4 separate regions of the Homo sapiens genome follow, and all the other regions are linked to region 2. Evidence: chromatin loops called from intact Hi-C (ENCODE). Cell type or tissue: heart left ventricle. All regions are shown on one strand. Region 1 has its middle 150 kb from the start of SPHKAP. Region 2 has its middle 200 kb from the start of SPHKAP. Region 3 overlaps SPHKAP (SPHK1 interactor, AKAP domain containing). Region 4 has its middle 40 kb from the start of LINC01807.

Region 1 (8,000 bases), 50 kb before region 2:
ATTCTCATGGCATTTGACTAATTTAAAGAAATTTCAGGTGGATCAAAATCAAAATACAAAAAAAATCCAATATGCATTGGAAGAAATCAGAAGAAATGTTTTTCTTAAAATATTTGCCTGAATTAAATCCAACATGTATTATAAATAAATCAAATTTATTTTTAAAATGTTTTCTTAAATACAAAATATACTAGAAGAAAAGATGAGAAATTGTTTTTCAAATTTTAGGTTGATTACATCACTAAAATGACAAGCCACACAAAAACATGTTTATAAGTCTGAATCTTGAAAAATAAAACATTCTAAATGTTCAGGATGAGTATTTAAAAGGTCAAACAACAAATTATAAATGTACAAAACAATTGCAACATATATGGAAAACAATGGCCAAATTTTATAATATAAAAAGTTCTGACAGTTAACTTTTTTTAAGTACAGTAAAGTCTTTACAGACTTTATGTTTCAGGAAATTAGTATCCTACTCAGCATTGATTTTACTCTGTTTAAAGTCACAATGAATTAAAATAAGTCTTAGAAAAATAGTATTGAGAAAAATAAAATGAGGCTCAGTTTAAATTATCAAAGGAATATGGGATATTTAATCATCACTTAAATAATTTAGATATACTCACTTTTTAATTTACTTATTTGTTGTCCTAGATGTTTTATTTCTTATGTTGAATTATTGTATTTCCAAACAGAAGCTAATATTTAAACAGTATTACTACCAATTACATTTTAAATGGACTAATGTTGCATGGGCAAGTTTATCAAAGCACTTTAACATATATGGAGATTTTTCCATGTGTAAGAATCAAAAATGAATACGAAAATGTATGTTGAAATGTAAAGTCAAATATTTGCAAGATGCTCAAATTTGTCAATCCATTTATTTGTACATTCAATAAGTATTTATTATATAGTCTTAGAATGTGCTGGGCATTATGCTACATAATAAACCTATGCAAAAATATGTTATCAGTGTACATGAGACTAGAAAATTGAGGTTTTCTGAGAGGGGATGGGATGCTTAAATACAACCGCTTCTTACTTGTGCTGAGCTGTGCCAGATGTTGCCTCAGACCCAGGCAAGAGCGGGGATTGGGGCTGGGGACTGGGGAGATCATGGCTTATAAAGAAGGCCAGGGGTGTAGATGGGAAGAAACCAGAGGAAGGTGGAGCAGGGCTTCTTGGAGAGAGACTTGCCCAGTGCTTATTGACTTGGTTCTACCCTCGCCATTTTTAAGCCAGATGGATGGATTACAAGATCACTGAATTTTATAATTAAGAAGGCTCTCAATCTTATTACCCCTCATTCTGCACAACTAAAAGAGTTTTATGTCTTTCTCCTACTCTTAGGGTCAGTGTAGACTGCTCACCTGCCTGCAGGCAGCATCTAGGAATTTCCTGCTTGCTGCAGATAGTTTTTTTAATCTTTATAACCAGAAAGATCAATTCATAGCCACAGCTAAGATCCTCTAGGTTTTCTATTTCTTGGTTTCCTTGTTTGGGTGATTTCAAGGCATTTGGGCTCTATTGATTTAACATTCTTCAAAAAAACTAAGAAAACAGAAAGAATGAGTAAGAAGAGAAAGGAATTATTGTGTGTTTTTCTTTTCACAGTTGTTATTTTATCACAAAAGGTAGCACATACTTCTCAGCCATTCTGACCCCATCTCTGGTGTCTCAGTCTGGATGGTGATGGGTACTCAAACTCCTGAATTGAATGATGGTACTCAGAAAGCATGAGAACCTGGAAGAGACAAAGACAGAAGGTGAAAGTATTGGTTATCATAGCACTCTTTCTTTTTTTCTCCCTAACAAACCCAACACACTTTTTGTAAAGTCACCATTAATCTATTTTTATCAAGTTCCTGTCAATGTAGTCTTAACTGTTTGGGGACACAGTACTTACTATACAAATGTAAGTCCAATGTTTTGAATGTTTCATGGATTTATTATTAAGAGAATTAAGAATCATGAAAGCCTCAAATCAAGAAGATCATGGCAGATGGAAGGTAGGACTAGATTGCAGCTCCCACTCAGATGGACAGAGCAGTGTGTGGAGTCTTGCATCATGAACTTTTGCTCCAGAACTACTGCAGGAATAAATCAGAAAAGCCAAGAGAAGCCATGGACCCTCTGAAGGAAGTGGATTGCTCTTGCAGGACCCAGGAGATACCCCAAATACTGTGAGCCCAAACTGTGGAAGTGGAAAGGGAGATCATCCACCCCCAAACACATACCCTCACTGGAGAACCTGAAAGTCTAGATCACAGGAGAAGATTCTGAACTTACCTGGAACTGAGTCAGTTTAGACAGACGAGGGAAATACAGGGGTAGAAGAAGCAGCAGGAAAAGACCTGTGGTTTCTCTGGGTCTCCTAGGAAGCCATTTTTGCCTTGCCCCTCAAGGGTCCTTGCAGAAGGCTGCAAGAGGTACTGGGAAAAGATCACAGGGTGAAGGAAACCTCCAGCTGAACTTTGTAACAATTTTAACTGAACAAGAAGTCTCTTGGCCAGAACTTAGGGGAGGGTGTGAATCCAGTGTGCAGACTCCACAGGTGGGGAAGAACAAAGCCCCACTCGCTTTCACAGCTGGGATGCTGGCTAGCCTGGGGCAAGTTCTCAGCCCTGCTCGTCCACTGCCTGGAAGCAGACTCGGTGCTGTTGGTTGGGGGCATGCATGGTGGGAGCAAGCCTCTTTGTGACTGGCTTGTTGAGAAGTTTAATTTTATAAGTGAAAAGCAGAAAAACAATGGGTCCTCTGGTCAAGGCCTAGCTTCCCATTCCGCCTCCCTTATTGAACTATATGTGAATGAATAACCTGTGTGGTACAACTGTTCAAACACCAGGGCATTTCCTTCATCACCTACTTATTAGGTTTCATGCTTCCCAGATGACAAACCCAAACAAACTCATTGCAATTCTATTAAATTGTATTGAAACTATTTTTTTCCTAGATCTTCAAATATGAAAAGCCACAACTTTACATAGTTTTCACATATAAAAATACATACACACATACATACAAAGAAATTTACACACCAAGTGACCAGAGACTGAGCACTGTGTGGGAAGGTTTTACTCCTGAGCTTAGAACCAGACTCTAGGCTCTGGGGAGGAAGGTCAGGACAGGAGAAGTGAAATAGATCTTTTAAAGCCAAAATGTCACAAACTGCTCATATTAGGAAAACAAAGCCTCTTGATACTGATGATGAGTGGACCATCTTTGGGCTTGCAGTCAGAAGGGCATTGGCTGGCAGTAGATGCTCTACTGTGGTTATGTGGAGCCCACCTGGGGTCATGGTGATCAGAAGCCTCCGCTGTGTGTATCTGTGCCATGTCCAGTCAAGGTGGTTATCGGGGGAACCCGCCCCCGATAATTCTTTGTGGGTTCTTTTCTATTTTCCCTAAGTGTCAGCTGGTCTGAGAAATAAAGGGAAAGAGTCCAAAAGAGAGAAATTTTAAAGCTGGATATCTGGGTGAGACATTACATATTGGCAAGTTCCTTGATGCCCCCTAAGCCACAAAACCAACAAGTTTTTATTAGTGATTTTCAAAAGGTGAGGGAGTGTACGAATAGGGTGTGGGTCACAGAGATCACATGCTTCACAAGGTAATAAAATATCACAAGGCAAATGGAGGCAAGGTGAAATCACAGGACCGGGGTGAAATTAAAATTGCTAATGAAGTTTCGGGCATGCATTGTCATTGATAACATCTTATCAGGAGACAGGGTTTGAGAGCAGACAACCAGTCTGACCAAAATTTATTAGGCGGGAATTTCCTCATCCTAATAAGCCTGGGAGCACTACGGGAGACCTGGGCTTATTTCATCCCTTATCTACAACCGTAAAGCCAGCCCTCCCTAGAGCGGCCATTTTAGAGGCCTACCCCTAGGCAGGCATTCTCTTTCTCAGGGCTGTTCCTTGCTGAGAAAAAGAATTCATCAATATTTCTCCTACTTGCTTTTGAAAGAAGAGAAATATGGCTCTGTTCCGCCTGGCTCTCAGGCCGCCAAACCTAATGGTTATCTCCCTTGTTCCCTGAACATCGCTGTTATCCTGTTCTTTTTTCAAGGTGCCCAGATTTCATATTGTTTAAACAATTTGTGCAATTAATGCAATCATGACAGGGTCCTGAGGCGACATTCATCTTAAGCTTACGAAGATGATGGGATTAAGAGATTAAAGTAAAGACAGGCATAGGAAATCATGAGTATTGATTAGGGAAGGGATAAATGCCCATGAAATCTTCACAATTTATGTTCAGAGATTGCAGTAAAGACAGGCGTAAGAAATTATAAAAGTATTAATTTGGGGAACTAATAAATGTCCATGAAATCTTCACAATTTATGTTCTTCTGCCATGGCTTCAGCCGGTCCCTCCGTTCGGGGTCCCCGACGTCCCGCAACAGGTGGTGGGGCCTGGTCAGGTTTACATGGGTGTCAACAGGCTAGGTGGCCAGGCCAAGTTTATGAGAGCTGATCATGTGCCAGGCACTGCTCTAAGAGGTTTATATCTATATTTGTTGATTTAATATTGGAATAGGTATGTTGATTCATCTTCATCTTACAGATGAGAAAATTGAGGGACAAAAAGGTCCAAATATTTGCTGAAGGTTCCAGTGTGGGTAAGCAGAGGGCCTGCATGTGAACCCAGGTGGCCTGGCTATAGACTCAAAGCTCATATTTACATGCTGCTTACAAATAGGAACAATGAATTCGATTTTTGACATTCATATGGCTTATTTATTTTTTACTGTATAAGGAGGAAGAAAATGAAAAATGAAAAGACTTTTCTTATTAAAGAAGGAAAGAAAGCAGTATTTCTTGATGCTTGGCTGGGAGATTTTTCTCTCTCCTTTCTTTTCCCCTGCTCCATTGCACTCCACTTACCCTCTTCTTTTTCTTTTTCTTTTTTTTTCTTAATTGTATTATCTGGGGAAAACCATGAGAGGTGATATCTTTAATTGATAAAGTTTCGGTGCCATACAGATAGACTCTCTGGTTATATTTTTAATTATTCTTACTGCAGAGATCCTTGTGAGCAGTTTAGTCCACTTCACAGTGAAATGAATGAAGAAAACCTGCACAACTGCCTGAGAGCGGACAGAGTAATTTTGAGTGTATAGACACAGCAGAGACCTGGTGACAGATGGAAGTGCTTCAGGCGCAGTTGCCATGCACATTCTTCCATCTGTCAGCACAAGTGTGTTACTATTTTGGGACTCAATTTATCCATTTGGAGAACAATTTTCAGGCTTGTTCTTAAGGTTAAAGTGAAATCTATAACTCACTGAGACTGTTTCTTTCTAATCGCTGTGTTGCTTCGCTTTTTTTATTAGAAAAAAAATTATTGGGGGATAGAGAGGTAATCATACATGGAAGACAGGATTGCTTGGATGGGATGATAAAATATTAAAATTGAACAACAATAAAAATAAAAGTAATTATTAGGAAAACCGAGGATATCATGCCTTCTGCAGGGAACGCAACACTTTAAAAATATAGTCTGATAATAATCCATGGGGAGAAAAGTCCAGACTCAAAACAAAGGTGTCCACGTTCACCACATCAAAAAGTAACTGTGAAGCTAATTCTTGAATTTAGGAGAAATGTCGAAGAATTGAATTCTTAGCCAAGTGAAATTTTCCCCCTCATGGTTAAAGAGTCTAGAGGTTAGATCAGCCATGGTCTTACTTTGTTAAGAAGAGATGAACAAAATAACATTTTGGCAGCACTCTAGTAGTCTATAAGAGTAAAGATTCGCTTTTAGATTATATAGGAAAGGGAGCTCAAAGGACACTATATCACCTGCTCCACTCAAGGTAATAGCTAAGAAACATTGCCTCATTTTTGCCTGAAGACAAACTCAGGTGTACTTCCTCTTTTGGATTAATAAAAAATAAGAAGCTGTCATTATACAAAGAAAGTAAATCTTGCATAATTAGATGTTGGATTAAGCCAGTAATAATGCTCTTAGACCAAGATGTCTTGACACTGGCGGAATGTACATTTATGACTTTCAGCAATTGGGTTATCCAAGAGAAAATGTTTCTACTTCCCATCCTCCAAGAATGCCTTATGCTTTCCCCATCCTTTCTTGTGTTCCTCTCACCAAAATTGCCCTGTCTTCTCTCTGCTGCAGAACTGTGAGAACTAAATTTCTGTTTATAAGCTACCAAGTTTATGGTATTTTGTTATGGCAGCACGAATGGCTTAAGACACAAACTAATTGCTAAAGGCAATATTAATGTTTTTAGGAGCTCTTGCCAGTCAGCTTCTAGCTTTCCCTTTTGCCATATGTACTAGATATGGGGTGTACATATTAAAGAATTGTGGAAAAATTCCTCCCCAAACCAAAGATTTGCTCACTCAAACACACATTTCAGTGCGTATGTGGACAGACTGTGTCTCTTTAAGATTGTTTAATAATGTATCAAATTTTAGTTCTATACAAAGTACTTCAAAATATATCTATTTATTATGACCTACACCTCATGAATGACATGCAATGGCTTAAGTTTTGAACATTTATTCGAGTAGAAAAAGAACAAAACAAATTTTGACTTAGACCTTTAGGATTGCAATTGACTTTAGAGGACATTTCTTTCCATCACACATAATTTGAGAATTTTCTATGATCCTGGGCAGATGAATGGCTAACTGCTCTCCGGATACTTCTTATAACAGCATGCTGACTTCTCCACAAGGAAACTAGTTCCATTATTAGTTTACAAATATTTTACTTATATTTGCTGAAAGCTTCCTCCCACTGGTTTTATTTCTGCTCTTCCAAACTTCACAAAATAATATTAGTGTATGTTCCAGGATACTGACTATTGGAAATAGATATTATTCTAAAGCCTGTCATCTGCAGCTGGGTCTTTCTAAACTGTAGCATGGTTTTTGGATGACCACACCATCTTGTTCATCTCTTTTTGTTGTTTTCTAATTTGTTAATATCCTTTCCATAGTATGGTGACTGAAACATGAAAAAATGTCCCAAGCACTGGATCATTCCATTATTCATGTTCTTCTCTCTAATTTTACCACCATAAGGCTTTCCCCCTTCATGGCCATTTTTAATATTTTCTATTTGTATTAATTTTTAGCTATTAAACTATGATATATTACTTTTTTGTTTGGAATTTGCTGAGCTTCTTGAATTTGTATGTTGTTCTTATCAGATTTTGGAAATTTTCAGACATTAGTTCTTCAAATGTTGCTTTTACTCAATCTCTCCTTTTTTTGGGAGGCTCCAGTTACACACATGTTGGGCCTTTTAATTGCTGCTATCATCGTGTGTTGGGGTGTGATACGCTTTTCAGGAAAAGGCAGTCATTTTTGTGTCTGTAGGGAATGGTCGCTCATTGTTTACACCTGAGTGTCTCCTTATATTTTTGCCCTCAGTTAAAGGCAACTACCTCTTTGACATTTATATTTTCTTCCCAGCAACAAGTGCATCTAATACCCGGTTAATTTTGGAAAACAGAAGCCCAGCCCCCTGCCTCAAGTATGGGCATCCCTGAAGAGCCAACTCAGCTTCAGAGCACACTCTGGGACTGCCTGAAGCCTCTGTTGCTACCACATTATAGTTATTTATTCTTCAATCGAATCTTACCTCTATTACCTTGCAGTTGTTTTTCAAAAGAGCAGTGTTCAATAGAACACTCACATGGAAAGGTGACACATTTCTTGCGATGGGTTCTCATATATCTCTTACATTCTGCTCATTACTATTATTATTATTACTGTTGTTTAGTTGGGTTATTTTCTATTCACCTGTCTCAAGTTCAAAAATTGATATTTTCTGCTGTTCAGTTTTCTATTACAAACGTTCAAAAAGTTCTTAATTTCAGATATTGTATGTTGCAATTCCAAAATGTCCATTTAATTCTGTTTTACAAAATCTGGTTCTATTTGAAAATTTTCACCTTTTTTATTTTTCTTCTTTTTGATTAGCATATTGATTATAACTATTTTTAAATCTTTG
Region 2 (8,000 bases):
CATGCGGCTCAGTGGACGAGCAGGTGAAACTAGTCTCATCACTTAAGCACAGTAGGCAAAAAGCCAGAAAATTGGCTTAAAAGTGGTTTAGAGACAAGGGACAGGGCAGACCTCTAAAGCCGTTCTGCTGCAGTCCAGGAGTGCCTCATATGTAAGTCCTAATAAACTCACCTACTCACTAGCTTGGTCTTGTCCGAATCAACTGTTGGTCTCTTGGCTCCCTATCAGTTTGGAGACTATTTTTTTTTTTTTTTCATGCGATTCCAGGTTTTTCTCATCATAAGAAATAAATCATGATTTGGTTAAATTTTATGGCCACAATTTCCTTTATATAATGCTCTCATCTTAAAATAGTGAACATTTGCTCATTTCCTTTCTTTGCCTAAAATAGTATGTAGTTATTGGTATTTTTAATCCTAAATTACATACAATCACTGAAAAGGAAAAATATTAATACCTTAAATTCTCATTATTTTAGGAGCTAATGATTGTGCTACCCCTGACAAAAAGGCAAAAAATAAAATAATGGTGGCAAAAATTATAGCCAGTGAAGACTAACAAAGCATAACATAAAGGGCTTAACGCACAGATATTAAAACAGTGTTCCTTTTTACCTTTGAAATCAGCTACAAGCAGTCTTCATTTGAGAGAGTTTTTCAAGGTTAAGGACAGTCATTGCCATTTCTAACAGGTTGCTCAGATGTTGAGTAATTTCAGCTTTATTTCCCACAGCCACTTTCAATTTTCTCACTAGAAGTAACAAATGGGTTCTTTGTAGTGAAGGAAAGCCAAGCCCAGGGCAATGGGACAGGAAGATCAAGTTTAAGGAGGCTGCCAGTGCCACATGGCTGTTTCCACCATATGAACTCTCAAACTGCACGGTGCTATTATTGGCCACATTTCCAAATTCTTTCTGCATGCTCAACTTCTTCCTGGACCCTGCATGTTTCATCCAGCCAAATTCCCAAATTCTTGCTTCCCATTAAATTTCTCCTACAAAAACGTTGTTTTTGCCACTTCTTACAAGGCGTGGTGGCTGAAAAACAGGCCTAGAGCCAGGATGCCTGGATTTAAACCTTAGTTCAGCTACTTACCTGGAAAGGCTGTCAGCCCTCTACATCTCAGTTTTCTCATTCCTCAGTTAATACTGGCAGCATCCTCATAGGTCTTATAGAGGTTATTCAATGAGTAAATACACGTGAAGTTCTTTGAGTAGTGCCTGGCACATCATGAGCACCACATAAGCATGTGTTTTTGCTAAATACACTTATTCTTGTGCATTTTATGCCCATATTTCACCCTCTTCCTTTATTAATTTTTTCTAGTACTCCTTGTAAAAATCTTCTATTTCTTCTACCTTCTGACAGAATGTTTCTCCATGGTTTTGCTGTAACTGAAAGCTCTCTTTTCTTAGCTAACACAACTTCCAACCCACATCCTAAATAGGCTTTGTGATATTAATCAATATTAGAGAAATCTAGGATCTACAGTAGTGTTATGAAAATTTGAGCAGAAATGCCTTAAGGCTGAGCATGGATTGTCCATTGTGCCATTATTCCTACCATTGAATTCTGCATAGTAGAGCATCTCTGTAGAACTTAAGTTTGCTTCCACCGATCGGTTCTTCCAAATTCAGAGTCATTATTCAAGTGGTTTCCAGTGAGTTATAAGCAACATCCCTTTAGAAAGACCCTTTCTCATTTGGGCTCTGTTCCTGCCAAGGATCCTCAGGAATTAGACTGGTGGGTCCTCGGTATATTTTATCAGTTCATCTTTTCCTAATTGAGCACAAGGATATGGGAGAGAAGTAACAAAACAGCATATCTTTTTTTCTTACTTAAAAAGAGTTGAGGCATTTTGTTCGGCATACTGAGTAGAACCAACTTGAAGGATATATTAATTCATACTTCTTTTACATTCAAATTAATGTCTCAAGCCACTCTCCTTCCAGCTCACAGGCAATCCAGTATTTCTACTTTGGAGCCTCCAAGAATTAATCGAGAATTATGGATGCTTGCTAAGTGTTTATAGAGAACATTGCTTCTCTTGTGTTGGTGCAGACATTTTAAAACTCAGAGTTATTATTTCATTAAGATTGGAAACCCCATAACTGCCTCTGAAACATCTACTTTAGAAGTGGTTGCTTTTTTTTTAAATCGCTACCATAAAGGAAGGCCTCAGGGATTCTCTGCTCATAGTGATACCAGTTTTGGAGAAGTCGACTCTTGATAGAAATAGTTGTACAGCTTATGTGCCGGGGATCGAGTCTACTGCCCCACTGCCACCAGTGTTAGTGTAAATCTCAAGCTAACCTCTCCATGTCATGTTCAGGTTGAGGTTACTCTATGATTGTGATCATAAATCTTCAGGCTTGGGTTACACTCGTAGGCTCTTGTCACTGCAAAGCATTGTGTATCTGGGTATAAAAAGATTTTTTTCTTCAGTCACACTGTGTACCATACTCAGCCCTCTACCAGCATTGGTCCATACCCCTCTTCATATGGGGGAAACATATTTAGGTTGTTTCTTAAATTGTGCCAACCAGGTTACCACAGTCCCTTCACGTGTGAGGTTATATTTAGAGTCTTTCTTACTTTTTTATTAGAAATAATGCTGGAATGAACATCTTTTTACATATATATTGCATATTTGCCCGATTATTATGTTAGAATAAAATTTTAGAACCCCTATGATTGAAGCAAAGATTAAATATTTCTAAAGACTGTGGCACATATTTCCAAAGGACTTTTAGATTTGTTGTATATTTCGCCCTTTTGCCAATGTGTTGGAAGAAACATAATTTACACCAACTCATTAATTGCATCTTAAAAGCCTCTTGCAGTTTTCAAAGAAAGCCTTTGCACATGCTTTAATTTTCATATCAGTCTTGTGAAGCTGTCAATATTATTTCCATCTTACCTATAATAACAATGAAACAGCAGATTTAACTAACATGATTAAGATCAAACAGGTAATACTTGGCTGAGGCGCTATTTGAATTTGAATAATATGGAATACCTTTGTGTATTTATTCATCCTCTTTTTCTGTATGCATTTGTTGAGCACCAGTAATGTGTCAGGCACTGTGCAGGGAGCGGGGTGTGTGCCACTTAGGTGGAAGGTAAGCTCTCTGACACCACAGAACTTACATTTTAGGAGGAATGAAGACATTAACAATATTTGCATATTTATAAATAAGAAATATTGAGACTGTGATAAGTACATATTGGAGGTATCTGAGAAAATATAATGGGGAGATTGTAACCTAGTGAGAGCAGTCAGCAAGGCACAAGAAACATGGCATGCCAAAGGGACTACAGAACACCACTATAGCCAGAGGTAGAGAGTGAGAAGCTGCATGGCATGAGATGAAGCTGGAGAAGTAGAGACCAGGCTGTGCAGAGCTCACTGGCCCCACGCTTCCCCATTTCTCAGTGCTGGAGAATCAGTTTTGTTTGTTTCAATTTTCTTGGCACAATACTTACATAAAATAAGGTAAATAATACGTCACTAAAAACCAAACAAATTTTAAAGTACATAAAATACAAGCTCCAAGTATATGTTTAGTTTATAGACATAAAACTACTCTGTGAAATCACTATCAAAATGTCTAGACGCTTGCTCTTGGTTTCTGTTCTGATCTCCCTGCAGAGCATTAACAGTCCAGGAAACCAGGCTGCAGAAGGCACATCAGGCAGCACGGCTCTAGGCCACGACTATGGCTAAGAGCAATAAAAGGAAGCACCTGGTTAAAATTATCGGGAGTGTGTTTTGAGATGATCACTCTGGCTGCCAGGGGGAGAAAAGTGGATTTGGGTGGATGAATTAGGAAGTGAATTCATAGGACAGAGAGTGATGATGATAGCGTGTGCCAATGTTGTAGGTGAGATTTCAAAAATAGCCCCCTAAGATAGCCCACCCTAATCTTTAGAATCTATGAATATTAGATATTGTACCACTGATTATGTTATGTTATACGCACAGTTGACCTTAAGGTAGGAAAATTAGCTGGATGTGTCTGGCTCTAATCACTTGAGTCCTGAAAATTGCTTAGAGAGCTTTCTCCAGCTGGTTGTGGGAGGAGAAGTCAGAGAGATTGCGAGCAGAAGAAAAATTCACTGCACCATTGCTGACTTGAAGTTTGAGGGTACTCCGTGATGAAGAATGTGCACAGGTGGCCTCAAGAAGCAAGGAGCAGTCCTCCGCTGACAGCCAGCAAGGAAATGGGGACTTTGATGCTAAAACTGCAAGAAGCTAAATTCTAGCAATAACAGGAATGATCTTGTAAAGGGACTCCAAGCTCCAGATGACAATGCAGCTGGCTGACACTTTGATTTCAGCCTGAGCAGAGAACCTAGCCACACCCTGCTAAACTTCTAATCTTCAGCACTGTGACCTAATATTATGGGTGTTGTTTTAAGCGGCTGAGTTTGTGTTGATTTGTTATACAGCAATAGAAAACCAATACAGCCAGAATGGTGCCAATGGAGATTATAAAGAAGAGGATAGATGGATTTTGGCAATAATTTAGTAAGTAAAATTCATGTGAGATAGTGATTTGATATAAGAGATAAAGAAGAAGTGTTGAAGATGACTCCTAAATGTCTGGTTTATATGACTAGATGGACGATGGTTCCATTTACTGAGATGATAGAACATACCAGAAGAGGATCAAGTTAAAAGGGAAAAAAGATTATGATTTAATTTTTTTTTGGCCTGATTTGTTTTGAAGTGACTGTGATCCATCTGAGAAGAGCTGTCAGCTGTCAGCCAAGCGGTTATATTTATAGACCTAGAACTCAACAAGAGGTATGGGCTAGGAATGAAAATGTGTGAGTTATCTGTATAGAAGTGCTGATTAGAGCCCTGGGTGAGGTTAACACAGAGTAAGTAGAAAGTGCATTTAGCACAGAGCATGAGGCTGTAAATACCTCAGAGAAGAGGAAAAGCCTGGAAAGATAGGGATTCCTGAGAAGTTGGGGCAAAGCCAGGGGAGTGTTAGATCAAGGAACTTGGATTAGTTCCTAATGCTGCTGTAACAAATTACTACCAATTCGGTGCTCTAACAAAACATAAGTTTATTATCTCCCAGTTCTGACAGTCAAAAATCTGGCACAGATCTCACCAAGTAAAATCACATTGGTAGGCTGCATTTCTTTCTAGAAGCGCTAGGTAGAACTGATTCCTTTGCTTTCTCCAGCTTCTACAGGCTACTGGCATTCTTGGCTCAAGGCCTCTTCCTCCATCTTCAAAGCCAGCAACATCAGGTCAAGTTCTTTTCATCCTTCCATCTCTCTGCTTCTTTCTCCTGCACCTCCTTCTTCCACTTTTGAGGCCCTTTGTCATTACATTGGGCCCTCCTGGATAATACAAGATTTTAAGATCATCTGATTAGCAAACTTAATTTTATGTTATCTTAACTCCCCTTTTCCATATAACATAACATAGTCACAGGTCCTAGGGACTAGGACGTGGACATCTTTTGTCGTCATAACTCTGCTTACTACAGAGGCTAAGGATTTATCTACACAATGTGTAATATAATAATCTTGAAGAGAGCTGGTTGTATGAATGGTAAAGGCAGAAGTAATAAATAGTTCAGCAGGTATAGAGTGCAGTGGGAGTGAAGTCAGAATGGAGTGACTATGAAAAACCTTGACAAGTTCAGCTATGAATGAATAAAAGAAAGTAGAGTAAAGAAAAGGAATAAAAGGAAGTAGCTATGGGTGGTTTAGGATCTGGGAAGAATTATTTTATGGGAAGTGATTAACATGTTTAGTAGCCAATGTGAAAGATTCAGTTGAGAGAAGATCTATGCAAAAGAGAGAACAGATACTCATTTGCTTAAACTTCCCCATAAGACAGGTAGGGGCTAAGCATAAGCCTGTGTTTCCCTCTGTTATAAATAGAAGATATGAAGACAGATAGGTATACAGATAGATACATTTATACGCTTATTAGCAAAAATCTGAAAAGTTCACTTTTTATGTCTTCTTTTCCCACTCTAAATGCCTATCAGAAAAAGAAAATTGGGTTTACAAACTAGGAACACAATCATTAAAAATAAACATAGCATATGATATGGTTTGGCTCAGTGTCCCCACTCAAATCTCATCTTGAGTTGTAATCCCCATAATCCCCACATGTCGAGGGAGGGATCTGGTGGGAGGTAATTGGATCATGGGGACAGTTTCCCCCATGCTGTTCTGATGATAGTGAGTGAGTTCTCACAAGATCTGATGGTTTTATAAGTGTTTGACAGTTCTTTCTTTACATGCCCTTTCTCTCCTGCCACCTTGTGAAGAAGGTGCCTGCTACCTCTTCATCTTCTACCATGATTGCAAGTTTTCTGAGGCCTCCCCAGCCATGTGGAACTGTGAACCAATTAAACCTCTTTTCTTTATAAATTACCCAGCCTCAGGTATTTCTTCATAGCAGTGTGAAAATGGACTAATACAGCATATATTATAATAATCATGTTTCCCCAGTGGATGAAAAATTCTGCCTGCTAAGTGAAAATGTTGACCTCACCCTGCACATAAAGGAGATAGCTCCCTAGTGAGGCCACATTTTATGTCCCATCTAGGTTTATTGGATACTTTATAGTATTTGGGAAACATAAACCATTTCCCACTAATGCTATCATCTTAAAACACTTTGGAGTTTTGACTGAATAACTGACTAAACAGCAGTTTGTTAGATGAATGATGTAACCAAGCAATTTTTAATGGACTCTCAGAAGATTTTGAGGAAAAGAAAATGTGCTGCCAATGGAAACAGACATGGATGTGGAATGAAGAAATTTATATTTTCACATCTCTGGCTCAATTCCTTACTAAACTAGGGTCGAAGTCCCTATTAAGACCTACAGTGCGAGGCAATCAGTGAATATTTTGCATTTGGAAAGTCTAAGGCAGCAGGTAGCAGATGCTAACCTTTTGTGCTTAGTACATAGGACAGGTATTGTATGTATACCAATTGGAGGAGACATCACTCAGTAGTAGGCCCTAGTCAGGGTTGACAGATAAAATACAGGACTTCCAGTCAAATTGAAACTGCCGTTAAAGAACAAAATTTTTTTAGCATAAGTATGTTGCAAATATTGCATAAAACATATGTATACTAAAAAATGTGTTGTTTATCTGAAATTCAAATTCAAATTTAAGTGGGTTTCCTCTGTTTGTACTTGTTAAATATCTTCTATCTGTCTATGCAAGAATATTTTGTACAAAGATGAATCTGGATTCATGGGCTGAAAAATAATATTTGAGACACTTTCAGACATGACAAGTCTGATCATATTGTTTGAAATCCAAAATGCCAGTGTTTCTGGGATATTTCACCAGGTCATGGGGATAATCAACACTATGTTTACAGTTTAAATAGGGTTCAAACAGTCATTCTAGGAAATGGCTTATGGTCACTACATGTATTTGGGCCATGGATTTCCTTGAGGTCTTTCCTGTAAAGATATTAGGACTAATTTTCAATGAGTTTTTTGTTTTGGTATAATATACAATATTGCAGAAAGATAGGCTATGTATTTAGTATGTTATCAACCCATCAATGAACAGCCGCAATAAAAGTGAACTTAACATAAACCAAATCTTTTTAGGACAGCCTCCTTTTCCAGTTATATTAAGAAGCCAGCAGAAAGTTAAAAGAGTTGACACCAAGCCCTATGACCAGCTTGAATTTCAATTCCTTAAACTCTGTTAGTACTTATTCATTCATATGTCCAACAAATATTAATGAATGATTACACTGAAACAAGCAGGGAAAATTTTATATTGCGAAGGACGGGAAGAAAGTGCTTAGATTAAAATGCAGAAAGGAGGTCAGTGTGGCTAGAGCAGAGTGGGGGTTGGGGATCATGACAGAAGATGAATGGAGAGAAGTCCACTGGAAAGACCCACAGGGCTTTGTACGTCAGGCTAAGGAGCTCAGTTTTATTCTTACCTTGTTGGGAAACCTTCAGGTTGCTATAAACATCACATTGT
Region 3 (8,000 bases), 330 kb before region 2:
TGATAAAGAGCAGATTTTAACTGCCTTCATCCCACCCCCTACACACACACACACATACGGTAATTATGGGTGGTGATGGCTGTGATAATTAGATTACAGTAATCAGTACACAATGTATACATAGGTCAAATCAAGGTGTATACCCTGAATATATGCAATTTTTGTTTGTTCATTAAATATTTCAAAGTAAACTAAAACAATAAAAATCCGTGTTTCAAAACATTTTCTGCATGCTGAATACTGTTGTTATTCTTTTTTTTTTTTTTTTTTTTTGGTCTCTGTTGGTAAAAACGATGTATATCCTGATTTCTGTGTTCTTCATCTAATTTACTCCCTTGAACTTCACTTGTTTTAGGCAATGACTTTTAGGAAAATGGCCTTTACGATGCAAGCAGTAGCTTAAGCGAGCTCAGGGTGCTAAGTTGTGGTGAATAAATTTTGCACTTAAATTCCAGTTGTGGAACCAAGTATTAAAAATAAATAGGTGATTCAAAAAGCTTGCCAACACTTCATATTCTTTAATGCTACCAAAAATCATTGACAGCTACAGGATAGGGAACTGAGTTTTTTGTTTGTTTCTTTCATATTTCAATGTTTCTGACTTTATTCCCTGAAGCACTCATTAATCTGGCTTTAGTATATTCAGAAAACAACAACAACAAAAAGAATAAAGAAAAATTCTTTGTAATATCATTCTATTTTCCTGTCTGAGACTGAGAATTCCAGGAGGTAATTGAAGGATATGTGAACCCTCTATTCAGGGCCTTCAGAAAAGCCTCAAAAAGACCCCCCTCCTTGGGCAAGAAGAGACAACACTATCTGGGCAAGGGCAGCTGAGCATTGAAGTTTATCCTTTTGGCATTCCCCAACCTCATTATGATTCCACATGTTAACTTCTAGTTAACATTTTCCCACTTGAAAGCAGAATAAAAGCATAAAAAATATTCTTGGGCTTCAAATAGCTCTTGCCAAATACATTTTTAAATTTCAGTATCAGTACCTGAATGAGATAACAAACAAAAGTGGAATAACTCTCCAAAATATAAGTGAGTATATGTAGGAAAATGTGTTTCTTGTATTTTTATTTCAACATAAAATCACAGAATTTGACAACAAGAAGTTACTTTAAAAATTACCTGGTTCAGGCCAGGTGCAGTGGCTAATGCCTGTAATTTCAGCACTTTGGGAGGCCGAAGTGAGCAGATCACTTGAGGTCAGGAGTTCGAGATCAGCCTGGCCAACACTGCGAAACCCCATCTCTGCTAAAAATACAAAAATTAGCTGGGTGTGGTGGCAGGTGCCTGTAATCCCAGCTACTTGGGAGGCTGAGGCACAAGAATCACTTGAACCCGGGAGGCGGAGGTTGTAGTGAGCCGAGATTGCACCATTGCACTCCAGCCTGGGCAACAAGAGCAAAACTCCATCTCAAAAAAAAAAAAAAAACAAAAAACAACCTGGTTCAACTCTCTCATGTTATCTGTAAAGAAACTGAATTACAGATAAGTTAAGCAAAACATGCCAAGCCCCACAGCTACTTCATTCATTAATTTGTGTCCATTCATTCATTCATTCATTCACTTTACTCACTCACTTATCCCTTTAAAGAACACTTAAGGACAGCCCCTCTGTGCTCGCAGAGCTAGGTGTGGTATGCAGTGATGAGATGAACGAGATGGTCATGGTTCCTTGCAGTTTGGTGGGCTAAACTAGTCTAACTGTTTGATGATCTGAAACTTGAAATCAGACAGCTGTAAATGAAGACAGACTCCAGTGAGTGCTACAACAGAGGTACAAACTAAAAATTGATACTGAAGTCTGGACAAAAGAAAATGGGTGTGCTCTAAGATATGGAAATTCAGAAAGACCAGCTGGGGTTTTGAATGAGTTAATCTAGGATTCAACGTGGAAAGGAGAGTACACTGGGAGAGAAAGTTGGTAGGTGAAGAGTCCATTGTCTTGATAAGATTCTGTGCTTTCCGTTTTAAATACTGGGGAGTGACAGAAGATTTACTTCTAAAGACAACGAGGAGGAGAAAAAAGTTGTATCTTATTTTTGCCTAATTGTCCGCTGGGGCTGAAGGGGACACCATGCTCCTTGAAATCCCTTTTGATTACCTTTAATTCATCAGTTCGCTGCCACGAAATTGGAGCACCCTCAAAAGATTTCCACAAGGTTAGCTTGCTTACAGGAGATCAACCCTGACGTAAAACTCAGTCACTTCTTTGGTTTACATAGAAAAATAAATCATTCATTTCAAGTCTTTGAGTTTAGCAGGTTATCTGAATACCTTTTGGTGAAACGGGGGGGTGGAGATGGGTGGGGGGTATTTACCTATTTACCATTACCCTTTTCCTCTTTAATCTTTCAACTCCACCTCATCTCTCACCTACTCCCTCCTGGCTAGTCCTTGACCTCTAAATTCTCTTCTCTTTATCATGTAGAACTGTTTCTTTGCTGAAGTACAGTCATACACCTCATAATGACATTTCTATCAATGACAGAACGCATATATGACTGTTCCCATAAAATTATAATACTGTACTTTTACTGTAATTTTTTTAATGTTCAGGTATCTCTAGACTCACAAATACTTACCATTGTGTTACAATTGCCAACAGTATTCAGAACAGTAACCTGCTGTACAGGTTTGTAGCCGAGAAGCAATGGGCTACAGCATATGGCCTAGGTGTGTAGTAGGCTATGAGGATTAGTAATGTTGTTCATTTCTTCATATGTCTGTGGGCCACTTGTATGTGTTTTTTGAGAAGTGTCTGTTCATATCCTTTGCCCTCTTTTTATTGGGGTTGTTTTTTCTTGTTGAGGTGTTGCAGTTTCTTATAGATGTGTGTAAGCGCACTCTATGTTTGCAGAATGACAAAATCACCTAATGACTCAATTCTCAGGATGCATTCCTGTCTATAAGCAACACGCGATTGCACTGACACCAACCTAGACCGGGAAAGGGAGTGTGGGACGGTGCTTGAGAGCCCAGCTCCAATCCCAGCTCTGCTCCTATTGATTGTGTAAATTATGCAACCACTAGGAGGCTCCATATCCTTGCCCATAAAATGGGGAAAACAACAGTACCTATCTCAGGATTTTTGGAAGGGTTTAAACACATACAGCTTACAAAGTCTAAAACACAGGAAGTGCTCAATGAATACTTTTGTTGTGTTACTGTTACTTCTCCAAACACTTATCAATGTATGTTTAAACATAATTACCTTTAAAAAATCTGTGCTATTTAAAATCTTTTAAATAACTATGTAAGTAATACACATGCACAGTTTGCCTCTTAATGAAAAATATCTGCCTTCTGCCCCACATTTTCTAAAGTGTGATTCCCTTCCCAAACTAACTTCTCTTTCTTCCAGTATACTGTTGTTTATTGATCACAAATGTGAGACATTGCTGCATTATAAAGAATGAGGTTTTTAGCACTTCAAATTATTTATGTATTATTTACAATAATTTTGGCTTTTATTTCAGATTTAAGGAGTGCATGTGCACCTGGGCTTACTGCATGACACTAAGGTTTGGGGTATGAATCTTATCACCCAGCTAGTGAGCATAAGACCTAATAGGTAGCTTTGTGAGCCCTTGGACTCCCACCTCTCTTCCTGCTCTAGCAGTCCCCAGATCTTCCCATTTTTTATGTCCATATGTACCCAATGTTTAGCTCTTACTTGTAAGTGAGAACAAGTGGTATTTGGTTTTATGTTCCTGCCTTAATTCACATAGGATAATGACCTCCAGTTGCACCCATGTTGCTGCAAAAATATAATTTCATTGTTTTTTTATGGCTGCATAGCATTCCATGGTATATATGTACCACATTTTCTTTATCCAGGGTAAACAGAAAACCTACAGAATGGGAGAAAATCTTCACAAACTCCAACATCCAACAAAGGTCTGATATTCAATATCTATAAGAAACTGCAATAACTCAACAAGAAAAAACAAATAACCCCATTAAAAAGTGGGCAAAGGATATGAACAGACACTTCTTAAAAAAACACGTACAAGTGGCCCACAAACATATGAAGAAATGATCAACATTACTAATTCTCACAGACATGCAAATCAAAACCACAATGAGATACCATCTCACATCAGTCAGAATAGCTATTATTAAAAGGCCAAAAAATAGCAGATGTCAGGGCTTGAAGGAAAGGAACACTTAGAAACTGTTGATGGGAAAAATACATTAATTCAGCCACTGTGAAAAGCAGTTTGGAGGTTTCTCAAATAATTTAAAACTACCATTCAACCCAGCAATCCCATTGCTGAGTATAAACCCAAAGGAAAATAAGTCATTCTGCCACAAAGACACATGCACTTGAATGTTCACAGCAGCACTATTCACAATATTTCCTTTACCTACAATTTGTTCTTACCGATTTAATTTTTACCATATGCGGATGGAATCACCCTAGGTGCTCATCAATGGTGGATTTGTTAAAAATTTATTTTTACTGATACATATTAGATGTACCTGTGTTTAGGGTACATGTGATAATTTGATACATTCACATAATTAAATCAAAGTAACTGAAATATCTATCACCTTCAATATTTATATTTTGTTTATGCTAGAAACATTTGAATTCTTTTCCTCTAGCGATTTTGAAGTGTAGAATTGATTAATGTTAACTCTAGTCACCCTACTGATCTATTGAACACCAGGTCTTATTTCTTCTATCTAAGTGATCTAAGTGTATAATTTTACTTATTAATCAGCCTTTTATATTCCCCCACTCCACCTTTATTTATTTATTTATTTTGAGACAGGGTCTGACTCTGTTGCCCAGGCTGGAGTGCTGTGGTATAATCTTGGCTCACTGCAGCCTCAACTTCCTGGGCTCAGGTGGTCCTCCCACCTTAGCCTCCTCAGTAGCTGGGACTACAGGTGCCACCAACACACCAGGCTAATTTTTGTATATTTTGTAGAGACAGGGTTTTGCTATGTTGTCCAGGCTGGTTTTGAACTCCTGGGCCCAAGCAATCCTCCACCTCGGCCTCCCAAAGTGCTGGGATTATAGGTATGAGCCACTGCACCTGGCCACCCACTCCACTTTCTCTACCTCTTCTCAGAATTGTTATATCACAATTTTGGGCAAATGAATATTTAGTGTTTGCCTTGTTGTGATCAGGTAATTATTGTTCAGTAGGGACTACATTGTATATTGTAATATTTCCTTTACCTAAAACTTGTTTTTATTGATTTAATTTTTGCCTTATGCAGCAGATTGACTTATTGTTCATTCAATATTCATTCTTTTCTATATCCATAGGAAAAAATCTACTTTTCTGCCCCTTAACTTTGAGTTTGGCTGCATGACTTGCTTTGGCTAAGGGGATGTTAATCAATGAAATGCAAGCAAGAATTTGAAATATGCCTGTGTGGTGGACTTGTCCTCTTTGTGCTTATGCCTGCCATTGCCCTGATAAGAACGTGCTCTGAGGCTAGACCACTGGTTCAAGTGGGGTTGAAAGACACACAGAACACCCAGATCCAGAAACGCCTGCCTAGCCTAGGTAAGCTGCTCCCCTGACCCCACTGTAAAACAACCTGAAGACCCAGGTGAAGTACACTGCTGTCTACTGCTATTATTAGAACTCAATGGTTGATTCTTGTCTTAGTCTGTTCAGGCTGCTATAACACAATACCTTACACTGGAAAATATTTAAATAAAACAAATATATTTCTCAGAGTTCTGAAGGTTGGGAAGTCCAAAATCAGGACACTGGCAGATTTCCTGTCTGGCGAGGGCCTGGTCCTCATAAATGCCTTCTTGCTTCATCCTCACCTACTCACCTAGCAGCTCCCTTAGGCCTCTTTTGTACTGGCACAAATCCTATTGATGAGAGTTCAGCCTTCATGACCTAATCAACCCCCAAACGCCCCACCTTCTATCTCCACTGCCCTGGAGATCATTTTGACATATGAATTTTGGAGTGACACAAACATTTAGACCATACCAATTCTAGCCCAACAAAAGCGAGCTCCAATAAGTATTTTTCTCTATTTTCTGTTTCAATATAATAAAAGGTGGTGTGGATTTGAAGATTATGAGAGCCAAAAATGTAAAATTTAATTGAAGTATTGGAAGATAAAGTCAAGGGGGATTTTCCAGAAAGAACAAAAAGAAAAAAAAAAGAGGAAATAATAAAAAATCTAAAGCCCAATTCAAGAAATCCAACATCCAATCTATTTTCTACTGGCAATGGTAGAGTTAGAACATTGGAAATAGAGGGGACAGAATGAATAAAACATAAGAAAATATTTCAGATCTGAAAAGTTTTGCTTAAAAGAGCTCACAAAATAGGCCAATGCTAATTCTTAGCATCATGAAATTCTAGAATACCAGGGATAAAGAGAGGATTATCATGGCTTCCAGTTTAAACAACAGCCACACAAACAAACAAAAAGAATCAGAACAATATAACACTGTTCAATAGCAGTGCTGGAAGCCAAAAGACATCAGAGCAATATCATTGAATTTTGAGTAAAATAATTTTTTTTGCAACCTGGAAGTCTATACGAGTCAACCTATCAATCAAAAGTGAGGGTTAGAATGAGACTCTTTTCAAATAAGCAATACCTAAAGCTGTCTCCCATCCACACTTTTTAAGAATGATAAACATTCTAGATATTTCTTTATTTGTGGAGAGGTTACTTTTTTCCCTAAAACTTTTTCTCTTTCTTTCTTTGGAGTCTTGATGTTTTGTTTTATTCCTTTTATGTTAGAGAGTTTAAAAACTCTGTCCTTTGTTATACATTTATATTTAAGAATGATGAACAGATTTGAGGCCCCTGAGTGGTGCTTGTTAACTAATGGATTTCTCTCTAGGTTGATTGGAAGGGACCCAGTCATATCCTTAGAAGACTTCTTACTATAGTCTGTATAGTAAGAGCTAATCTGTTCAGGCTGCCATACAAAATATAATATATTAGATGAGCGGCTTAAGCAATAGAAATTTATTTTCTCATTGTTGTGGAGGCTAGATGTCCTAGATCAGGGTGCCTGCTGACTTGATTCCTGCTGAAGGCTCTCTTTCTGACTCGTAGACAGCCATCTTCTTGCTGTGTTATCACCTGGTGGAAAGAGAGCTCTTATCTCTCTTCCCCCTGGTGTCTCTTCTTCTTTTCATAAGGGCAATCTCCCTATAAAATCAGGACCCCATTCTCATAACCTCATTTAACCTTTATCACCACCCAAAGCCCCTATCTCTGTACTTGATCTTAGACAAAAAGCTGAGAAGCAATAGGCCCTATTTCCAAATACAGTCATGCTGAGATTAGGGCTTTAGCATATTAATTTCACAGGAATGCAAGCATTCAGTCTACAATGTATAGGTTGTACTTCCTGCAACAAATCTGTTTGTCCAGAGAGGAATTCTTTAATTTATTGCCTGGGCATGTGTGTTAAAATCTGGCTTACAGCATTCTTGGATCTTGGTGGTACACAGGGGCTGGGGGGAGTGTCTTAGTGGATAGATTTTCACTTAAACTCATTTTTCAGGCCTATAATTTCCCCTACCTTTCTCTGGATGCTGGCCAGCATTACTATGGAATAAACCTTTAGTCCCTCTGATTTATTGAAAAACTACTGGTTGAGTCCTGGTTATGTGCCTGCTACTTCACTAAGTCTAAAACCTATTTTCAAATTATTAGTTATTTCCTGGATTTTTAGATGTGAAATGACTTGGCATTTCCCTCTGAAGTCTTGTAATGTATTTAGCATTCTTATCTGTGCTACAATACATTTGGTTTCCATTTTCTGAAAATTTCACATCTCTCATCCATTGTCCCATTTTCTTTGTCCTTTGTGGTTTTATACATTGTTTGTTCTACTTTAAGTGTGGTTTCAGGAGGGAACAGAGATAAATTAATGTATTTAATCACCTATGTTTAGTGCATTGCTTCAAACATTTCTTTCCATCAAAGACAAGATTTCTTCAGAATGTAATTCTGGTGCCAGCTCTTAAGCTAATA
Region 4 (8,000 bases), 270 kb after region 2:
AGGATGTTAATATGTTGAGACTATAAGCCACATTGAATTGGTTAATATTGTTATAACAATGGGAACTCCTCTCGTATGATGTGAGCTTCAAATGTAACCTTGTTATGAAAGGGAAACTACATGAAGGAGCACGTCATGGTATTGTTTGTAACTGCAGTTACTAAACTGCAGTTTAGTGCAGGACTGACCCATGTGCAAAAGACTCAAGTTATTCAGAAGAAAGGAAATAACATATTTGAAAGGTAAATAATATATTAGGAAAAGTGAAGTCTTTAGATGGTTAATAAAGACAATGAAAAGGGGGAATATGAATAGGCTGCCTTCTAAGGTCATTGATGAACGACGGTCCCAGACTGGGCGAACTCCTCAGACATTAAAGGAGCTATGGCATAGCAACCCAATTTATCCTAGCCTTAATGAATCAAAGAAATCTGAAGGAAATGTGCAAATAAATCCACAATTCCTTTAAAACCAGATGGTATAAAGTGAAGAAAAAGGCTTCAGTTCTGAGGGGCCATGACCAAGGTCTTGGCAAAATCCCCCACTGGGAACTTAGGGCCTTCACATTTGTGGGGGTTAAATTGTCTAAAGCTGATGGAAGAACTTTATTGTGTTTGTTAAACAATGGTGCACAAGGTACTATGATGAATAAACCATTTAATAAAAATTAAATATCAATATGATTATGTCATGGAATTATAGCAGTATTACTGTAAAAAATTTAAAAGCAAAGTTATGAGCCTATATGAAAATTTGTGAAAAGAAGTTATGTGTGACAGTTGCATCACCACTTGCTGAATATCTTATTTGTATGGATGTAAAATTTGAATGAGATTTCTTCCCTTATCCAAGCTGTTATGAAAATGAATGTGGGTAAATCTGGTTTTTGTTCCGGTTTTTAATCGCACATGCTAGAAGAGAACTACCTAAAAGAACTCAACTGGTTCATTTGAAACATCTGGGATTAGCAAGAGATTTCAGTCCTAATTGCAGATATATGAAGTGCAGTTGAACTAGTGTCTACAAAGTCTGTGTTTAGTATTCTCACATGAAAACTGGAAGAAAACTGGTGGGTCTTAGAGGTTAACAGTGTATTATATAGGCTTCTACAAAGTGGTGCCTTCGATAGCATCTGCTGTGCCAGATGGGAATTAACAATTCAAACCATATAACAAGCTAAAGAAAGTGATCTATTCAGCTAATTCTTTCTTTACAATTACTATTTTGGAGAAAAGTCAGCACCAGTTTCCCTTAAGTAGGATGAACACCACGTTTACTATTATTCCACAAGGATATTTAGAATTTTTTGCTTAGTGTACAGTTTAGTGAGAAGACTTAGATTCAATGCAATTGAAAAGCACTGTCAATCATTATATTGATGATATAATCAATATGTGATATAATGTTTGGATCTAAAATCAATCTAAAACTGAACAACTGTTCTGTATAATTATATAACTATCATTGGGGGTGAATGAAGAATCCTCCTAAAAAATAAAAAATAAAAACTACAAGTGTCAGCACAAAGAAGAAATTCCTAAGAATAGCTTGACTGGAGCCACTAGTGACTTCCATCAAAACAAACAAAATTAAATTGTTTTACTTGCTAGGTCAAAAATTCAAATAAGAGTTTAGCTGCCATACTAAAATTTCTGACATTTAAGGATTCTGCTAGCCTCTATTTAGAAAGTCACACAGAAAAAAAAAAAAATGAATTACATAGCGTTCTGAATAGCAACAGTCTTTATTGGAACTCTGAAAAGTCATTGCTCACTCAAGCACATTGAGGGCTTAAAATACCCATGCTCAGATGACATTAACAGTGTTGGCACTTACTGCTCACTGGCATGTATCACCTGTCAGTGACCACTGGGATTTTAAACTATTAAGGTGCCTAAAACGTCTACCAGTTATATTCTCTTCAAGAGATAGTTTTGGCTTATTATTGACTGAAATTGCATTTACTACATAAGCAAAAAAATTTTTGAAGCTTTAAATATTGAGGGCAATTGATACAGTTTGGCTCTTGTCACTACCCAAATCTTATTTTGAATTGTAGCTCCCATATTTCCCACATGTACTGGAAGGGACCCGTTGGGAGGTAATTGAATCATGGGGGTGGGTCTTTCCCATGCTTTTTTTGTGATAGTGAATAAATCTTGTAAGATATGATGGCTTTATAAATGAGAGTTCCCCTGCACATGTACTCTTGCCAGCAACTATGTAAGACATATCTTGCTTCCTCTTCACCCTCTGCCATGATTGTCAGGCCTCCCCAGCCATGTGGAACTGCAAGTCCGTTAAACCTCTTTCCTTTATAAATTACCCTATCTCAGGTATGTCTTTATTAGCAGTGTGAGAACAGACTAATAGAGCAATAAAAAAGTTTTTTTCCCATGTACAGGACAGAGAACTCAGAAATAAGCCTGCACACCTACAACTATCTGATCTTTGACAAACCTTGACAAAAACAAGCAATGGGGATAGGTTTCCGTATTTAATACATGGTGCTGGGAGAACTGACTAGCCATATGCAGAAGACTAAAACTGGACCCCTTCCTTATATCGTATACAAAAATTAACTCAAGATGGATTCAAGACTTAAATGTAAAACCCAAAACTATAAAAACCCTGGAAGACAAACCAGACAATACCATTCTGGACATAGGAATGGGCAAAGATTTCATGATCAGATGCCAAAAGCAATTGCAACCTAAGCAGAAATTGACAAATGGGATCTAATTAAAACAAACAGCTTCTGCACAGCAAAGAAAACTACCAACAGAGTGAACAGACCACCTAAAAAACGGGAAATTTTTGCAAACTATGTATCTAACAAAGGACAAAAATTCAGCATCTATAAGGAACTTAAACAAATTTACAAGAAAAAAAATGAACAACCCCATTACAAAGTAGGCAAAGGAATGTAAATATACCCAAAGGAATGTAAATCATTCTATTATAAAGACACATGCACATGTATGTTCATTGCAGCACTATACACAACAGCAAAGATATGGAATCAACCTAAATGCTCAGCAGTGATAGATGGGATAAAGACAATGTGGTACATATATGCCAATGGAATAATATGCAGCTATAAAGAAGACTGAGATCATGTCCTTCGCAGGAACATTGATGGAGCTGGAGGTCATTATCCTTAGCAAACTAATGCAGGAATAGAAAACAAAATACCACATGTTCTCACTTGTAAGTGGGAGCAAAATGATAAGAACACATGGACAATACACACTGAGACCTATCAAAGGGTGGCAGGTGGGAAGAGGGAGAGGATCAGGAACAATAACTAATAGATACTAGGCTTAATACCTGGGCGATGAAATAATCTGTACAACAAACCCCCACAACACAAGTTTATCTATATAACAAACCTTCACATGTACCCCTGAACTTAGAAAAAAAAAGTTAAAAACAAAGGTTTTTCTTCATTAAATGGGAAGAGTAAAATATGGACCATGTAACAGAGGTAACCATATGAGATATCCATTGCATACATGAATAGTAACTGTGCTTTTAAGGGATGCCTTTAATCCTTCTGATTTACCTAATCCTACAAGTGAGTGGGAACCCACATTTGGCCAATTACTGGAGGATGAAAAAAAAGAGTTAGCATGGTTTTCTGATGGTAGCTCATGGATAGAGGGTCAACATTTTAGTTGGAAGTCAGCTGTATTACAACTGATTTATGGCTATATTCTGACTGAAAAAGGAAAAGATAAATTTAAGCAGTATGAGGTACTAAGAACACTAAGGGTATTGGAAGAACTAGATAGTGAGAAGAAGAAGAAACAGAAGGAGAAGGAGGAGGAGGAGGAAGAAGAGGAAGAGGAGAGCCTGAAGAGGAAGATGTAGTTAAGAATTATGCTGATTACTGGGACATAGCCAAAGGACTAGTAATACGTTCTGAAAAAAAGCCTTATATAATTAGATAATAAGAAAACCTCATGTGATGTACTATGTTTTGAAAAGCATTATGAACATGCAAAAGGAGAGTTAAAGAAGATAATATGTTATGCTTGTCAGAAAAACCTTCCCAAATTTGAAGGAGAACTGGAACCAACAAGTGGGTGCCATCATCCATTCTTCGGAAAGGATCACGGAGTGACATCAAAGACTGAAGGGTGATGTGATGTGGGCTTGCATACCCAGAGAATCCAGACCTGCGCCTAGGTAGTAAGTGAATTACATTGGCTTTATGCCTGTGGAGGGGTGCAGATGGGTTTTTACTGGGATAGATATTTATTCTGAATTTAGATTTGCATCCCCTCTAATGGTGACAAATGTTTTAAACATGATCAAACTAAAGCAGAAAATATCGTTCCTTTTGAACCTCCAGGTTAGATATCATCTGATTAAGAAATTCATTTTCCTGCACATGCCAGGATGTATATAATATTTTGTTGTCCAAAGCAAGTATACAGTGAATTTATCATCTGCTTCATCACTCACAAAGTGCCCACTTACCATATTGCAGGGCTGACAAAGGATAAAGAGTCGTTTGCACAATTTCAATAACACGTAATGAAACAATATGCCTGGTATTACAAGTGAGTCTTGTGTGAATATATATTGAAGAGTCCTGTGCATTCTTTCAATAACCAGAAAAGACACAAGTAAAACGGATAATAAGTGGAATTTCCAGGATTTGAAACTAAACTTTTTATAATTCAGAGCAATTAACCACTACCAGATGTACTTCTAAACTGAAATGTGCATATCAGTAGAAAGGAATTTACTACTGATCCTTAGATACACTTCTAAACTGAAATGTGCGTATCAGTAGAAAGGAATGCTGATCCTTCACTGAGAACAGATATGGTGGCTGGAAAGATAGAGTATAAGCACCTGAGAACCTGGAATGAGGAGAGGTCCTCTGAATGGGAGAAAGGCACAGATCAGAAAGATAATAAATAGAACTTATGTGTATCCCATGGTTTCCCTTAGAGCTGCCTTGTTTTGAGTCATGGCAGAACCCTATTTTAATATTGATTCATTTCAGTGGTTGGAACCTACTTTTAAAATGCCCTATTCTGTATTTATTAGATTTTTTGGGCTATAATTTTATTAGATATTCATGAGTTAGATATTCATGATGTTTTAAAATCAGAAAAGGCAATTTTTAACTCCTTTATAAATTTTTGAAATCTATGATAGTGGAAATGAAAAAGAATTACTTTAATATAGAATTCAAACAGGTTTTAGAACAAAATGTCTCAGGATTGTATTAGAGGTAACTAAAAACTGTGCCCACCCACATTCATCACATTTGAGCCATCCCTGAATTTTAGCCTCATAGTTTTTCAATGGGAGATTTTTAAAAAAGTAATTGATATAATATTGTTGAATTATGAGGTCATTATATAATGAGGCATTATATAATAACAGAGAAAATTATTATCATAAATCATGAAACTATAGCAGACTTTGGATTTATATAGTGCAAACAAAAAACTTTGAGTCTGTTTTTCAGAAGCCCAACTACAAAGACATTTTTAAATGGAAAATATTATTTTCTATCCATGTGGCCTTATATGGATTTATTTTGACATTGGACACCTCTTTTATTTGGCATTAGATACTTTTAAAAAATGTACAATTATTGCATAGCTACTATGTGTTAGGTGCTAATCCAACTTGAATATATGTTTTATACCTTTGCCTCATCTAATCCTTATAAAATCTCTTCGAGTTGGATATTATTTGAGATTTTAGGTGTGAGTGGGGTCTGGTAGGGTTGACAAAAAGAGTGTTGATGAATGTATTGGGATTTAAAAGTGAGGAAAAAAAACAACCAAGATTACTTGTGGCATTTTTTAAAATTAGGTGCAAAATTGCTTCATTTGTTAGGCTACTAAATAAAACACACGTGTAAATTGCATTTTCAACTTGTATATGTCATGTAGCTATGACATAAAACTATATGTTTACCTCTGTGTTATATAATTCCCTACTTGGAGCTTTCAATTAATTTATTACCCAACATTTCTTTCTTGTCAGTGTTCCATATTGACCTATTCAAAATGGATTGATCGATGTCCTTCTTTTTTTTTATAATGAGTCCCTGAGCCAAAAATCAGATAAGCTCTGTAAAGTTCGCTGCTTCTACAGACTATGACTTTTCTTGCTGAAAAGGCAAAGAATGCAAGGGCCTTCCTCCAAGGTCTTTGGCTCTCATGTGATAAACCTTGATAAACTAAAGGGCACAAGAGGTGAGAAGCATTGTGTTTACTTTCTGGGCCATCGGCTTGTCGGTGCTGTTATGGAAAGCATTCAGACTCTCTTGTGTTGGGCTATTGGGCTGCTGTTAAAAATATACACATAGTGAATAATGCCAAAACACAAGCAAAACTGAAAGGACTGACAGCTATAATATGAATCCTTTTTAGCATTTCCCACAGGAAAACTTTTCAGGTGGAGGGTGGTGATGGCTCTTTCCGTGCTGGCTATTTTGTTCTGTCAGGATTCATAAGATGTTGAATTAATTAACATTTGAAAGTACATTTTTACTCTCAGGAAGAACTTTAACCATGCGGTTTTAACAACTACTCAATGTTAACCTTTTATTAAAATGCTGTCCTAGATTCGGGTTTTGAACTGAAAAGTGGTTTAAGGACTCAGGTACAAGGAATGCTACTCCAGGAGGAAGAGTCCAAGAAAGGAGACTTTGACCTTCTAAAAAACTCTGCATTTTTCAGCTGCATACTAGAAGTCTACCAGGTTGGCATAAGACTCTTGTCTTCGTGATAAAAAAAATACTTGGCATCAGTTTTCCATGTGATTGATTAAGTACATAGTATTTATTTGTGTGGTGTTCTATGCAAAGTTAGAAACTCATGCTGCTCTGGGAATAGGCTCTTATTTTGACCAATGCCATAAGCAGTCTGTAGGAAGAGCTAAGAGGTGAAATGATAAAGGCCGAATGTAAAAGCTTAGAAGATTTTCACCAATGACAAATGCTGCTCCAAAGAGTCGAAAACTAGCTGTCAGAAAACCTCTCCTGATACTGAACCAAAGTTTACTTCCTCATAACTCCCACAACAGGTATTAGTTCACCTGCCAGGACCACAGATGACTAATCTAGTCTTTCCACATGACAGTTTTTCAAATATTTGAAGGCAAAACTTCTATCTCCCATGATCCTTCTCTTAAGGGAAAATACCTCCACATCCCTTAAGAATTAAAAAAAGGTCTTCAGAGAACATGATTTTGAATTCCCTCACCATCCCATCCATCCTCTTCTGGATAATTTATTTATAAATTTCTTCAACTGTTTTGGTTTCAGAATAGAGGTCAATGTTGCTGGCTTAATCTTATTTCTCTACTGCAGATGTGTTCCTTTAAACAAGAGGTTTAGTTTACTTAAAACTGAAATTCATTCCTGAAAGTGGTACCATACAGTGGCAACATGCAGTCTCATGAATGGTGAGAGTCCTTTGAAAGTCTTTCACATGAGCTTCATGCTCACTGGCTCAGGTATGCTCGCATGTACCCCACCAGTGGGAAGGAATTTGGGCATTCATTCATGTCCATTCCCCGCAAACACACACTTAAACATGTTGCAATCAGAATAAGACTGGATTCCACAAGGAAGGTGTAGTTAATACACAATATGCAGAGTTAATACTCTTCTCTACACCCTCCCTTGCTCTCTCTCCTTGCTTATGTCCTCCCCCTTTTCTCCTTTGTCCATCACATCCTGGCCATGGGATTTCCTCCTTATTTTACTATTTGCCTTATTGTGACTCATTACCACCACTTCATAACTGACAGAAGCATCCAGACATTTCATCTCCCAGGATTCAGAAGTTGAGGCTGAATAGTTGGCTATTATCTTGAAAATGTTGACACCTATTATCTTAAATCCTGATGTTGTTCGACATAATTATTGTGTGTGATTAAAAATAACACATCAGTGCTTTCTTTTTTTTTTTTTTTTTACTCTTTACTGGTGTTCTTAGTTTTTCCAAACCAATATGGTT

What was found. Peaks named below come from ENCODE experiments on the same cell type or tissue, not always from the same donor. Only the 100,000 strongest peaks of a DNase experiment are listed, where the experiment ranks them.
Region 1: a loop joins it to region 2, with 2.7 times the contacts of the local background. A loop is called at or near these places in 3 of 110 quality-filtered maps.
Region 3: a loop joins it to region 2, with 6 times the contacts of the local background. A loop is called at or near these places in 3 of 110 quality-filtered maps.
Region 4: a loop joins it to region 2, with 6 times the contacts of the local background. A loop is called at or near these places in 7 of 110 quality-filtered maps.

The regions. Positions count from the first base shown.
Region 1 is chr2:228,324,317-228,332,316 of GRCh38, forward strand. No RefSeq gene overlaps it. Among named protein-coding and RNA genes, the nearest start is that of SPHKAP, 150 kb to the left of the region's middle. In heart left ventricle, no CTCF peak of the experiment used is centred here; no DNase peak of the experiment used is centred here; H3K27ac peaks cover 1,481 bases.
Region 2 is chr2:228,374,055-228,382,054 of GRCh38, forward strand. No RefSeq gene overlaps it. Among named protein-coding and RNA genes, the nearest start is that of SPHKAP, 200 kb to the left of the region's middle. In heart left ventricle, no CTCF peak of the experiment used is centred here; no DNase peak of the experiment used is centred here; H3K27ac peaks cover 2,727 bases.
Region 3 is chr2:228,046,040-228,054,039 of GRCh38, forward strand. All of the region lies in intron 3 of SPHKAP (SPHK1 interactor, AKAP domain containing), which reads right to left. Among named protein-coding and RNA genes, the nearest start is that of SPHKAP, 130 kb to the right of the region's middle. In heart left ventricle, a CTCF peak has its summit at 3,034 (motif pointing right); no DNase peak of the experiment used is centred here.
Region 4 is chr2:228,647,842-228,655,841 of GRCh38, forward strand. No RefSeq gene overlaps it. Among named protein-coding and RNA genes, the nearest start is that of LINC01807, 40 kb to the left of the region's middle. RefSeq lists an enhancer at 4,220-4,389. In heart left ventricle, no CTCF peak of the experiment used is centred here; no DNase peak of the experiment used is centred here; H3K27ac peaks cover 2,236 bases.